Regions from separate parts of the Homo sapiens genome. Here regions 1 and 3 are each linked to region 2. Evidence: chromatin contacts called from ENCODE Hi-C or POLR2A ChIA-PET data. All regions are on one chromosome and are shown on one strand. The core of a region is the stretch at or near the end of the contact, and the rest is flanking DNA. Distances in the headings are between cores, read along the strand shown.

Evidence for each region. Hi-C counts contacts between places; a loop is a spot of excess contacts on that map. ChIA-PET counts read pairs that join two places held with the same protein, here RNA polymerase II (POLR2A). Pooled maps may share reads with other maps.
Region 1: a pooled map shows a loop between it and region 2 (15-fold over the local background). The contact joins the promoter of SEC24A here to the promoter of HNRNPA0 in region 2. A Hi-C loop is called at or near these places in 2 of 37 single-sample maps with no recorded cell type and 8 of 50 pooled maps. POLR2A ChIA-PET finds 5 or more read pairs at or near these places in 4 of 52 experiments (H1, T-cell, WTC11 and 1 more).
Region 3: a loop to region 2 is called in a map of CD14-positive monocyte, with 31 times the contacts of the local background. The contact joins the promoter of CAMLG here to the promoter of HNRNPA0 in region 2. A Hi-C loop is called at or near these places in 1 of 168 maps with a recorded cell type or tissue (CD14-positive monocyte) and 12 of 50 pooled maps. POLR2A ChIA-PET finds 5 or more read pairs at or near these places in 1 of 52 experiments (MCF 10A).

What each region holds. Positions count from the first base shown.
Region 1 is chr5:134,647,076-134,650,432 of GRCh38, forward strand. It overlaps SEC24A (SEC24 homolog A, COPII component), which reads left to right and starts at 1,710. Exons shown (of 23, transcript NM_021982.3): 1 at 1,710-2,098. The coding sequence starts at 2,002. RefSeq lists enhancers at 1,251-1,310, 1,321-1,610, 1,358-1,895.
Region 2 is chr5:137,752,282-137,756,117 of GRCh38, forward strand. HNRNPA0 (heterogeneous nuclear ribonucleoprotein A0) reads right to left here and starts at 2,082. Exons shown (of 1, transcript NM_006805.4): 1 at 1-2,082. The coding sequence starts at 1,785. The coding sequence ends at 868. RefSeq lists enhancers at 741-1,432, 842-1,001, 1,512-1,861, 2,123-2,814 and a silencer at 2,442-2,801.
Region 3 is chr5:134,737,059-134,740,913 of GRCh38, forward strand. It overlaps CAMLG (calcium modulating ligand), which reads left to right and starts at 1,490. Exons shown (of 4, transcript NM_001745.4): 1 at 1,490-1,734. The coding sequence starts at 1,563. RefSeq lists an enhancer at 1,078-1,127.

The DNA of each region.
Region 1 (3,357 bases), core at 460-2,959, 3.1 Mb before region 2:
AAAATTTAGTATTTAGTTATTTGAATTTTTACTGACCTTTTTTAGGCCTGACACAGTGGTTTATTCTTTTTCTTTTCTTAGAGACAAGATCTCACTCTGTCATGCAGGCTGGAGTGCAGTGGTGAGATCACAGCTCACTGTAGCCTCGAACTCCTGGGTTCAGGTGATCCTCCCACATCAGCCTCCTGAGTAGCTGGGACTACAGGGATGTGCCACCACACTGGCCACTTTTTAAAAATTTATTTAATTAAAAACATTGGCTGGGCATGGTGGCTTACGCCTGTAATCCCAGCACTTTGGGAGGCTGAGGCGGGTGGATCAACTGAGGTCAGGTGTTCAAGACCAGCCTGGCCAACATGGTGAAACCCTGTCTCTACTAAAAATACAAAAATTAGCCAGGCATGGTGGCAGGAGCCTGTAATCCCAGCTACTCGGGAGACTGAGGCAGGAGAATTGCTTGAACCCAGGAGGCGGAGGTTGCAGTGAGCGGAGATGGCACCACTGCACTCCAGCCTGGGCAACAGACCAAGACTCTGTCTCAAAAATATATATATATATATATTTTTTAAATAGAGATAAGGGGACTCTCCCTGTTGTCCAGACTGGTCTCAAACTCCTGGCCTCAAGTAATCCTTCTGTCTCAGCCTCCCAAAGTGCTTGGATTACAGGAGTGAGCCACCTTGCCCAGCCCGACACAGTGGTTTAGATCTGGCTTTTTTTTGTATGTAATATAACACTTCATAGCAGGCATTTGGTATTAAATGAATTAGGTAAGATGTACTTCACACTGAGGTTTCGAAACCGCGTGGCATGACATTTTAATCCACAGTACAAATCTGTAAAGGAGGGCTTTATCGTCAGCACAGAGCAGGAAAAACCTAAATAGAATGAAGGCAGCTAAGATGATTACTCAATCATTAATTAACTATGTTGTCCAATCACCGCAGTTTCGACCTCCCTTTGGCTTCAAAAGTCAAAAAAGTCAACTTGCAAAAAAAAAAAAAGTCTACTTGCTCTGAAAGGAAGTTTGAGTTCTTTACCTTACTGTAAACTCTTAGAAGAGGAAACAAAACTGCCATTTAAATGTGCTAATGAACTTGAGCGTGACTATGCTGTGAATCAGCGAGTTTCAAAATTAAAATTCCTCTGAGTCCTCCAGTCAAAGACAAAGGCCTCCTTCTTGGCTTGATCACACTATTAACATGTACACATATTTAACCACCTCTTTTTAAAACCCCTTATAATTTACATCTGAAACACGAAGACGAAATGTGAATGAAATACTGCGATGAACATTAACCGCCCCAGCTCCCAGTGGTGGTACGGTCTCAACAGAGGACGATGACTTCTATGGTCTCAGGTAATCTTCACAAAACCCGAGGAGAGGAACTGTCAGTCCCACCCCACGAAAGCGGCTACTGAATCTCAGATTGCCCCACGATCCTGGCTCTGCGAGCGAGGTCACGTTCACAACGGCGGGAATTTCCGTAGCGGTGACACACGGCACTTCCGGCCGGCCGTGAGAGTCGGTGACGTGGCGGCGAGGCCGGGCACGGTCGTCGGGGTCGGGGCACCAGGAGCTGTCAGGTGGCCTCGGGGCAGCCCGGCTGGCAGAGAAGAGTTCGCCGGCGCGGCGGCGGCTGCTGCGAGCCCGGAGCCGGAAGTGCCACGTGTCCTGATTGCGGCTGCGCGGCCGGCGGCTGACAGGCACTTCCGGCCAGGGCCTCCCTCCTTCTCTCTAGGTTTGGCTGCCGCCTTCTAGCCGGGCGTTCGCGGCCCCGCCGGCCCGACTCTCAAGCCTCAGCTCCCAGGCTAGGCTGTGGCCGCCGGTGGCCTGGGGAGAGTGCGGCGCCATGCCTCGGGCTTAATGCGCCCCCCCCTCTTCTCCCAGTCTTCAGTCTTAAGTCGTTAGCCTCCTCCCTCCGCTTTCAGCAGTGGTCTTTCAGCTCTCTTCTTGTGCGCTGTTGTCGACCCCGACCAGCCCCTTCCAACCCAGTCATCATGTCCCAGCCGGGAATACCGGCCTCCGGCGGCGCCCCAGCCAGCCTCCAGGCCCAGAACGGAGCCGCCTTGGCCTCGGGGTCTCCCTACACCAACGGTGAGTGCTGTCCGGGGGGAGGGCGCAGCCTGGCCAGGGCTGACTGACCTTTGCGTGCCACTGCTGCTTGAGGCGACATAGATAGAGAGAGTGACCTCCTTACCGGGTTCTGGCGCGGATGGTGGTGGGCGGCTGGGCCAGGGGACCACGGCAGTTGTGCACCTGTAGCCCCAGGCTCGTCTCAGTCTTTCACATTTATTTAGTCGGTCACCAAAACAGTAAATGAGCACCTGCTGTATGCAACGCCCTGGGTGAAACACGGGTGAGAAAATGCCTCAAAACTCGAATATAAGGATCATAGTGTTTGTGTGCCTTCGCCTTCCTTGCCACCTCACCCCAGTCTCCTAGAGAGCAGGATGTGGGGTCTGATTCTTCTGGGTTCCGCAGGCCCTGAAGTGGGGTGGGGGTCGTACTCAGTCTGAGTTTCTGGAGATGAATGCATGCTTTTGGGACACCCCTTTAGGGCCTACTCATCTCTCCCAGAACCTTCCCAGAATTGTACCTACAACAGCTGTTCAATGTTTCAGCTGTGGAAAAACCAAATAGAAGGGAGGATCTCCTGGTTGACTTCTAGATGTCTGGACAGCATTTGGAAAGTGGGTGGACACAACTCTCTGAATCTCTGACAAGAGTCTACATGTACATTATAGTTTGTCATTTGATGTGAGAATGTCTTATAATTTTATACCTCTTCTAGGATTCCTTAAATCGTCCTACATTGTGATTTGCTAAGATTATTTCAGTTGTTACAATAGACAAAGACTTTCTGCCGACAGATTGCCTACTTACCAATTTACTTACAAATCTTTGGTTTACAGAAATAAGACTAGTAGAATAATGCTAAAGAACTTAAGTTGCCCATTAGAGTCTAAGAGTTCTGTGAAGTTGGAGAATACAGACAGTGACTAAAATCTCTAATTTACATTGTTTTTAGAGAAGACCGCTGTTTTCTTTACAAAGATGGCTCTAAAAGACTTTTAAAAATGTCTGTGAGTAGGCAACTATGTGGGCAGAAGAAAGAATAAGTGGAGGAAAGCCACTGAAAGGGTACTGAGTTAACCATTCTTTCTCAAAATTATGGTAACAGATTATGTACACTACATTTTATTCTAGAATATTTAGTAACATTTACACTGAGGATGAGAAAAAATGTTACATGGCTATGGATTTTTCTTATAATCTATAAATTGCAGTTTTACATTAACTTTAAATGACAAATCCTCAAATGTGCTTCAACATTTATATATGAGTGTAGTTGT
Region 2 (3,836 bases), core at 832-3,331:
AACTATATAGAACTACACAGTACACAGTTTGAAGTAAATTGTCATAGAAATGACCAACCATGTCAAGATGATAAACAATTCGCTTAGTACAAGAGATGGATGCACAGAAACTTAAGAGTTTAAAAAGCCACATCCACCACTTCAAAAGTTTTGCCTGTAAGGGATATAATTCAACACGCAACTAGCAGGGCAACAGGAGAGGGGAAAAAAACCACAGGACCTCTTAAGTTTCTCTAAGTACACATCAAGAATAAAGAATTAACACGTAAAGTCTTAAACAAATATCCCTTAAAAAACGGTACGGAATGGATCCTAGAAAAAAAATGTTAGACATGTACGGTCAAACACAATGATTTATTAAAAATAAAACGTAAAAATGATTTTTGTACATATGCTTCCAAATTTCAGGCATGGGATCCAAGTAGATTTCATAGAAAACGCTGTAGCCAGGTTATCAAGTCCTTACAACAAAGTAAACTACCCCCCACCCCAACCCCCACCCAGGTTTTGCTACAGAATCAGCAAGTTCACTCCCTCCCTCCCCCCAAAAAACACAAATTAAAACAAGACATTTTGCTAGTATAAAAACGACCAAGGTCCAAGTAATAATAAAAAAATAGAGTCCATCAATGACTGTAACACAAAAATGTGTATGTGGGGCCGAGTCCATCTTCAGAGGGAGAGACAAGAGAGGTGGCAGGCAAATAGAGGAACACCCCCAAGGGTAAGCAGCCTTAGAAGTGGCTCCCCCAAGGGCAAAACAGGGAAGGCGGTGTGTGTGAGGGGGTGGGGCTTAGGAGTTGACCCCACTTGGGCTGTTGGAAAGAGCTACCCCTATAGCCACTCCCAGGCATTTTAAATTTTCTTTTAGAAGGAGCTGCCTCCATAGCCACCCCCACCGCCATAGCCGCCTCTGTAAGGTCCACTATTACTGCGACCGCCCCAGCTACTGCCTCCACCGCCGCCGCCGCCGCCGCTCTTCATGGGCCCATAGGAGGACTGATGCTGGCTGTAGCTGCCGAAGCCGCCGAAGCCGTTACCGTAGTCGCTCCCACCGTAGGACGAACCGCCGCCGCCGCCTCCGTAGGCATTGTAGCCGCCGCCTCCGCCGCCGCCGTAACCACCGTAGCTGTTGTAACCGCCGCCGCCGCCCTTGGAAAGGCCGTTCTGGTCTCGACCACCGCCGCGCCCCCGGCCGCCTCGGCCGCCCCGGGAGGATCGGGAGCCGCCTCCACCCCCACCGGAGTAGATATCCTCCTTGGGGACTGCTTTCTTCACCTCCACGCGATGGCCCTGAATCGGATGGAACTTGACCACCGCGGCCTTGTCTGCCGCGTCGTGATTCTGGAAATACACGAAGCCGAATCCACGCTTCTTGCCGGACTGCTTGTCGGCAATAATCTCGGCCTTTTCCACGGTGCCAAACTGCGAGAAGTGCTCGATCAGGTCGCCCTCAGCCACGTCTCCTTTAAGGCCTCCGACAAAGAGCTTCTTAACCTTGGCGTGGGCACCGGGCCGCGCCGAATCCTCCCGGGACACCGCCCGCTTCAGCTCCACAGTGTTGCCGTCCACGGCATGGGGCGAGGCGGCCATGGCGGCGTCCGCCTCCTCCACATTGGAGTAGGTCACGAAGCCAAAGCAACGGGAGCGCTTGGTCTGGGGATTCACCACCACCACGCAGTCCGTCAGAGTCCCAAAGGCCTCAAAGTGGCCGCGCAGGCCCGACTCACTCGTCTGCACATTGAGGCCGCCGATGAACAGCTTACACAACTGAGAATTCTCCATCTCCAAGGCCCGGGCCTTGCCCCCGCCCTGCGAGCTCCGAGGTTTCGCCGTCGCCGCCGTTATCGTTGGTTAAGGCCTCTACACAGCTTGGGCCCAGCCGTTGCTGGAGCCACCCCCGCCGCTCACCGACGGGGAAGGGAAAAAGGGAAGGGGAGGGAAGGAAGGAAGAGAGGAAGGGGGAGGGAAGGGGAGCGGTGCCGGCTAAAGGGCGAGCCGAGGAGACTGGAAGACAACCAAGGCCACCGCTACCGCCGCCGCCGCCACCTCCGCTCCCCTATCTGGGCACCACACAAAGAGGCCGCTGAACGCGCGCGCACCCTCCCCGAGGCGTGCGTCACCGCCGACGTACGGCAGCCTAGGGCTACCAGCCAATCCCCGCCTCGCTCCCCTTAATCCCGCCTACCGCGCCGCAGCGCCGCTCTAGATCACGGACTCCCCGCCCTCCGCGGTCTATTCAAGCCCGCGGCCTGTGCCGCTCCCGCTTCCGCTTCTGCCAGCCCACTTTCATTCCCGAGCGCCCCACTGTCCCTTGACATGGGTCCCTCCCTGCCCTCCGCGCACCACCGCGATTCATTTCCTCCTAGCACCGCGGCTGTTCCCAGTGTTTCTCCCCCTCCCCTTTACTCATCCCCTCGCCCAACTCCGCAGTGGCGTTCGCGCCAGCCCCTTGAGAGACATCTGAGTTCAGCCAATCACCGTGATCCCCTCGCACCCACTTCCGTTTTCGGCAGCTGTTGGACGGGCGCGCTCCCCGGTGCGCGCTTGCCCCGGCGCCCCCGGCGTGCAGAGCCGGCCTACCACCCCCGCGCCTTCTCCCGCCCAGGGCTTTGCCGGGGAGAGAGCAGGGGGCGCGCTGGGGGCCATTCCCAACGGATGCGGTCTGGGGCGCCACGCGCGGGCTTTTTGAAAACTTGACTGTTGGGGTTGGGGGCCCGGATCTACCCGCCGCCTCTCCGCTTGTCCGCTACACCTGGCGTCCCCGCCCCACCTCCCGCCCGCACAAAGATGGAGGGCAGAGGCCTGGTCCACGAAGGCGGTTATTAACCGTTTACAGTGGGCCCGACGTGCGGTTAAACTAAAACTTTGCCACGTGGCCCTGCGCAAAAGCGAGCCCGAGGCGGCGGTGTGAAAGACAACAGGGAACCAAAAGAACTTCAGACATTAGGAACCAGACGAGGCGCGACATCCCTGCCTCCCTGCCACCCTCCCGCCCTCCTTGAAGCCCTCCCACGATGCCCTCTCAGAGGAGGCCCTTTCAGGTCCCCTTGGCACACTCCAGCAGACATTTTCATTTAACCTCAGTGAATGGTTTTTTATGTGTAATTTACATCATCTATGTGTTGCTTTCTTTGAACTAGAATGTTAGCTTTTTTGTTGTTGTTGAGATGGAGTTTCACTCTTGTTGCCCAGGCTGTAGTGCACTGGCGCAATCTCGGCTCAGCAACCTCCGCCTCCTGGGTTCAAGCTGTTCTCCTGCCTCAGCCTCCTGAGTAGCTGAGATTACAGGCGCCCACCACCACACCCGGCTAATTTTTGTATTTTAGCAGAGATGGGGTTTCACCATGTTGGTCAGACTGGTCTCAAACTCCTGACCTTAGGTGATCCATCTGCCTCGGCCTCCCAAAGTGCTGGGTTACAGGCGTGAGCCACCGCGCCTGGCCTAGAATGTTAACTTTGCTTTTTTTTTTTTTTTTTTGAGACGGAGTCTTGCCTAAGCTGGAATGCAATGGCACGATCTTGGTTCACTGCAACCTCCACCTCCCGGGTTCAAGCGATTCTCCTGCCTCAGCCTCCCAAGTAGCTGGGACTACAGGCGGGCACCACCACACCTGGCTAATGTTTGTATTTTTAGTGGAGACGGGATTTCACCATGTTGGTCAGGATGGTCTCAAACTCGTGACCTAGTGATCTGCCCGCCTCGGCCTCCCAAAAGTAGAATGTTAGCTTTTTAAAGATGTTGGGTTAGACGAATGTTTTACAGAGAGAGAGATCATATACCCCTAAGTTACTGCTTTTAGTGCCCTCACTCAGATGGGAATGGAAGAAAATTA
Region 3 (3,855 bases), core at 240-2,739, 3.0 Mb before region 2:
GCCCGACTAATTTTTGTATTTTTAGTACAGTCAGGGTTTTGCCACGTTGGCCAGACTGGTCTCGAATTCCTGGCCTCAAGTGATCCACCCATCTCAGCCCTCACAAAGTGCTGGAATTACAGGCATGAGCCACCGCGCCCAGTCATTTGTTCTGATTTTATTTTATTTATTTCTTTTATATATGTATTTTTGAGACGGAGTCTCCCTCTGTCGCCCAGGCTGGAGTGCAGTGGCATGATCTCGGCTCACTGCAATTTCTGCCTCCCAGGTTCAAGCGATTCTCCTGCCTCAGCCTCCCAAGTAGCTGGGATTACAGGTGCATGCCACCAGGTCAGGCTAATTTTTGTATTTTTAGTAGAGACGGGGTTTTGCCATATTGGCCAGGCTGGTCTCGAACTCCTGACCTCAGGTGATCCGCCTGCCTCGGCCTCCCAAAGTTAGGATTACAGACGTGAGCCACCGCTCCCGGCCTTTTTGTTTTTTTCTTTTCTTTTCCTTTTTTTTTTTTGAGACGGAGTCTCGTTCTGTCGCCCAGGCTGGAGCATCTTTAGCATGCGAGGTGGTCATGAACGACAAGGAGAAAAAACAAGGTGAAGGGGAATGGGGAGTGTTGGCAATTTAGATAGAATGTGCACGAAAGGTTTCAATGGGAAATTCTAATTTGAATAAAAACGCACAAAACGCGAGGAAAGCCTAGGAACACATCAGCCGTATACTTTGCCGTAGAGAAGTTAAGGATGAGGAACAGGCACCAAGAACAAATCCCAGCGTAAGGCTCCCTTTAAGTGCGGCTCCCAGGGTTACGTATTCCCATTGCCTACAGGCGAGGCCGCGGGTCTGTAAACAAGCGACTGCCGCTGCAACCTCCATTTTGCTTCCTGGCACCAAATCTAGGCTGACCTACTTACTGCCATCCCTTTCCCACTCCCGGTTTTCTTTTCTTTCTTTTTTTTTTTCTCGAGACAGAGTCTCGCTCTGTAGCCCAGGCTGGAGAACAGTGGCGCGATCTCGGCTCACTGCAACCTCCGCCTCCTGGGTCCAAGAGATTCTCCTGCCTCAGCCTCCCGAGTAGCTGGGATTACAGGCGCGCGCCACCCCGCCCGGCTAAGTTTTTGTATTTTTAGTAGAGACGGGTGGGGGGAGGGGGGAGGGGGTCACCATGTTGGCCAGGCTACTCTCGAAATCGTGACCTCGTGATCCGCCCGCCTCGGCCTTCCAAAGTGCTAGGATTACAGGCGTGAGCCACCACTCCCGGCCCTGGGTGCTGGTTTTCTTCACCTCCGAGTGAACAGCAGAGGGGGCTGTTGGGTGAGGGCCAGAAGAGTTGGGGAGGCACGAGGGCGTCCAGCGCTGCCCTCACTCAAGATGGCGGCCAGAGCCTCGCGCTTGGTCGCGTGGGGCGGTGCGTGAGTGCTTAGCTCACAGGCTCCGGGACCGCGCTCGGGGGCGGGTCTATAGTGGGAAGGGGACGCGCGCCCTGCGGCCCGGCCTCTAGTCATCGCCCTCGCAGCGGCGGCCAACATCACCGCCACTGCCACCCCTCCCAGACTGTGGACGGGAGGATGGAGTCGATGGCCGTCGCTACCGACGGCGGGGAGAGGCCGGGGGTCCCAGCGGGCTCAGGTCTGTCGGCTTCCCAGCGTCGGGCGGAGCTGCGTCGGAGAAAGCTGCTCATGAACTCGGAACAGCGCATCAACCGGATCATGGGCTTTCACAGGCCCGGGAGCGGCGCGGGTAAGAGCCTCGATTTCCCCTCAGTCTCCCGCCCATCACCTTGAATCTTCAGGGTCATTCTTCCCTCTCCCACCTCCACTCCTCTGACCTTTTTGACCAAGCCTTGCTCTTTGATTTCCTCTCTGTCCCGCCCCTTCGGTGATATCCCAAGTTCTCATCCCTGAACCCCAGGATGTTCCTAGTCGCTCCCCTCAATTTTCCCGGGGCCTCGCCGTGAGATTTTCCCCACCCTGCCTGCAGAGCTCTCACTCCCTCTTCCCAGTTACGTTGAACAGCCCCTTTTTTCCTTAGCCACTCCTCGCCTTTCTTGAAGGGCGCACGTTGTATCCCCAGACTGTCATGTCTACTGCTCCCCTTAGGAAGATGGCTTTCCTTCTTAAGGTTCCAAGTGCTTTTCCTTACAGTGCCTTCTCTAGCGTCTACCTTCTTTTGCCTTTTGCTGTGTAACTCCTGTCCGCCCACATCAGCCTGTCTTTACTGAACTGCCCGCTAGTTCATCCTACGTGTATCAGGGACTCTTGTGCTCATATCCTAGTGTTTGTGTTCAGTGCCGTCAACACTGTCACCTACGGGCCGGCTAGAAAAGGTGGGAAAAGTGAGAGTGAGCATTCTTCAGAGACCCAGCAAGTGCGAAGTGCACACCTGAGAGTTTCCTCTCCTCATGAGGGGATATTGTTGTGATTGATGTCTGGAGCTGCATTTCTAAGGAGAGCGCCTCCTTCCTCCCCCAAACACATGTCCAATGATTTTCTTTAAAAAAAATTTATTTCACGTGAGTATAATTGAGCAATTAGCGCGCCCTAGTGTTATCTAAGTTTCCAGTGTTTCCTTTAGTAATTGGCCTTTAGTCACTGGTCGCAAGCTCCTTATATCTTTGTGACTTTTGTTCTGTAAGGCTTTAGGTGTATAGCTCTGAACTTTTAGGCAGTTCAAATGAGAGGTAAGAAAACCATTTCAAATTCTTCTAGAACAATAGAAGAAACATTTTTCTATCGGGCTATTTATTCTTAAAGCATTATTTATGATCTTACCTGAGGTACTTTCTATATTTTGTTCTTTTGCTTTGAAAATTTTATGTCTTTAAAGGTTGTTTTATTTTTTGAGACAGGGTCTCCCTCTGTAGGCCAGGCTGGAGTGCAGTGGCATGATCATAGCTTACTGCAGCCTCAAACTCCTGGGCTTAAGCAATCCTGCTACCTCAGCCTCCGGAGTAGCTAGGACCACAGGTGTACACCACCATGCCTGGCTAATTTAAAAAAAAATTGTGTGTGTGGAGATGGGGGGGTCTCACTATGTTTCCTAAGCTGGTCTGGAACTTCTGGGCTCAAGTGATCCACCAGCCTTGGCTTCCAAAAGTGCTGGGCTTACAGGATTACAGGTGTGAGCCATTGTGCCTGGCCTTTTTTTTAAAACAAAAACAAAAACAAAACCCCAGAGTAGTGTCTTAAAACTGCTGAAGTGCCTACTAATGGCTGCCTGACTACATAAACAGTAGCTTTGGGATATGCCACACCCTATGCTCATAGGGCACTGGATTCAGAAATCTAATTTTAAAATATAGATTTTAAAAGGCTTTACTGATTTTATATTTTTAACCAAATAAGCTAAGGCAGGCAATGCAATCATACATCTGGGATATATTATCCATAAAAAGTTGGTCTTTTCAGCTTGCTCCATCTCTGAATATCTTTCCCAGTTTGTCTACTAATCTTATCTCCTACCCACAAAGTTTGGGTTATTTCCTCTGCAGAATATTCATTTTGGGTGATACATTTTGAGGGTGTAGAGGAAGAATCCAGCTTTTTTCTTTTTTTTGTTTTGAGATGGAGTCTCACTCTGTCGCCAGGCAGATGCAGATGGAGTGTAGTGGCGCAGTGTCTGCAACCTCCTCCCCCCGGGTTTCAAGTGATTCTCCTGCCTCAGCCAGAGTAGCTGGGACTATAGGCAGCTGGGACTACAGACACACGCCACCACACCCAGCTAATTTTTGTATTTTTAGTAGAGACGGGGTTTCACCATGTTGGCTAGGATGGTCTCAATCTCTTGACCTCATGATCCGCCCGCCTCAGCCTCCCAAAGTGTTGGGATTACAGGCGTGAGCCACGGCACCTGGCCGAAACC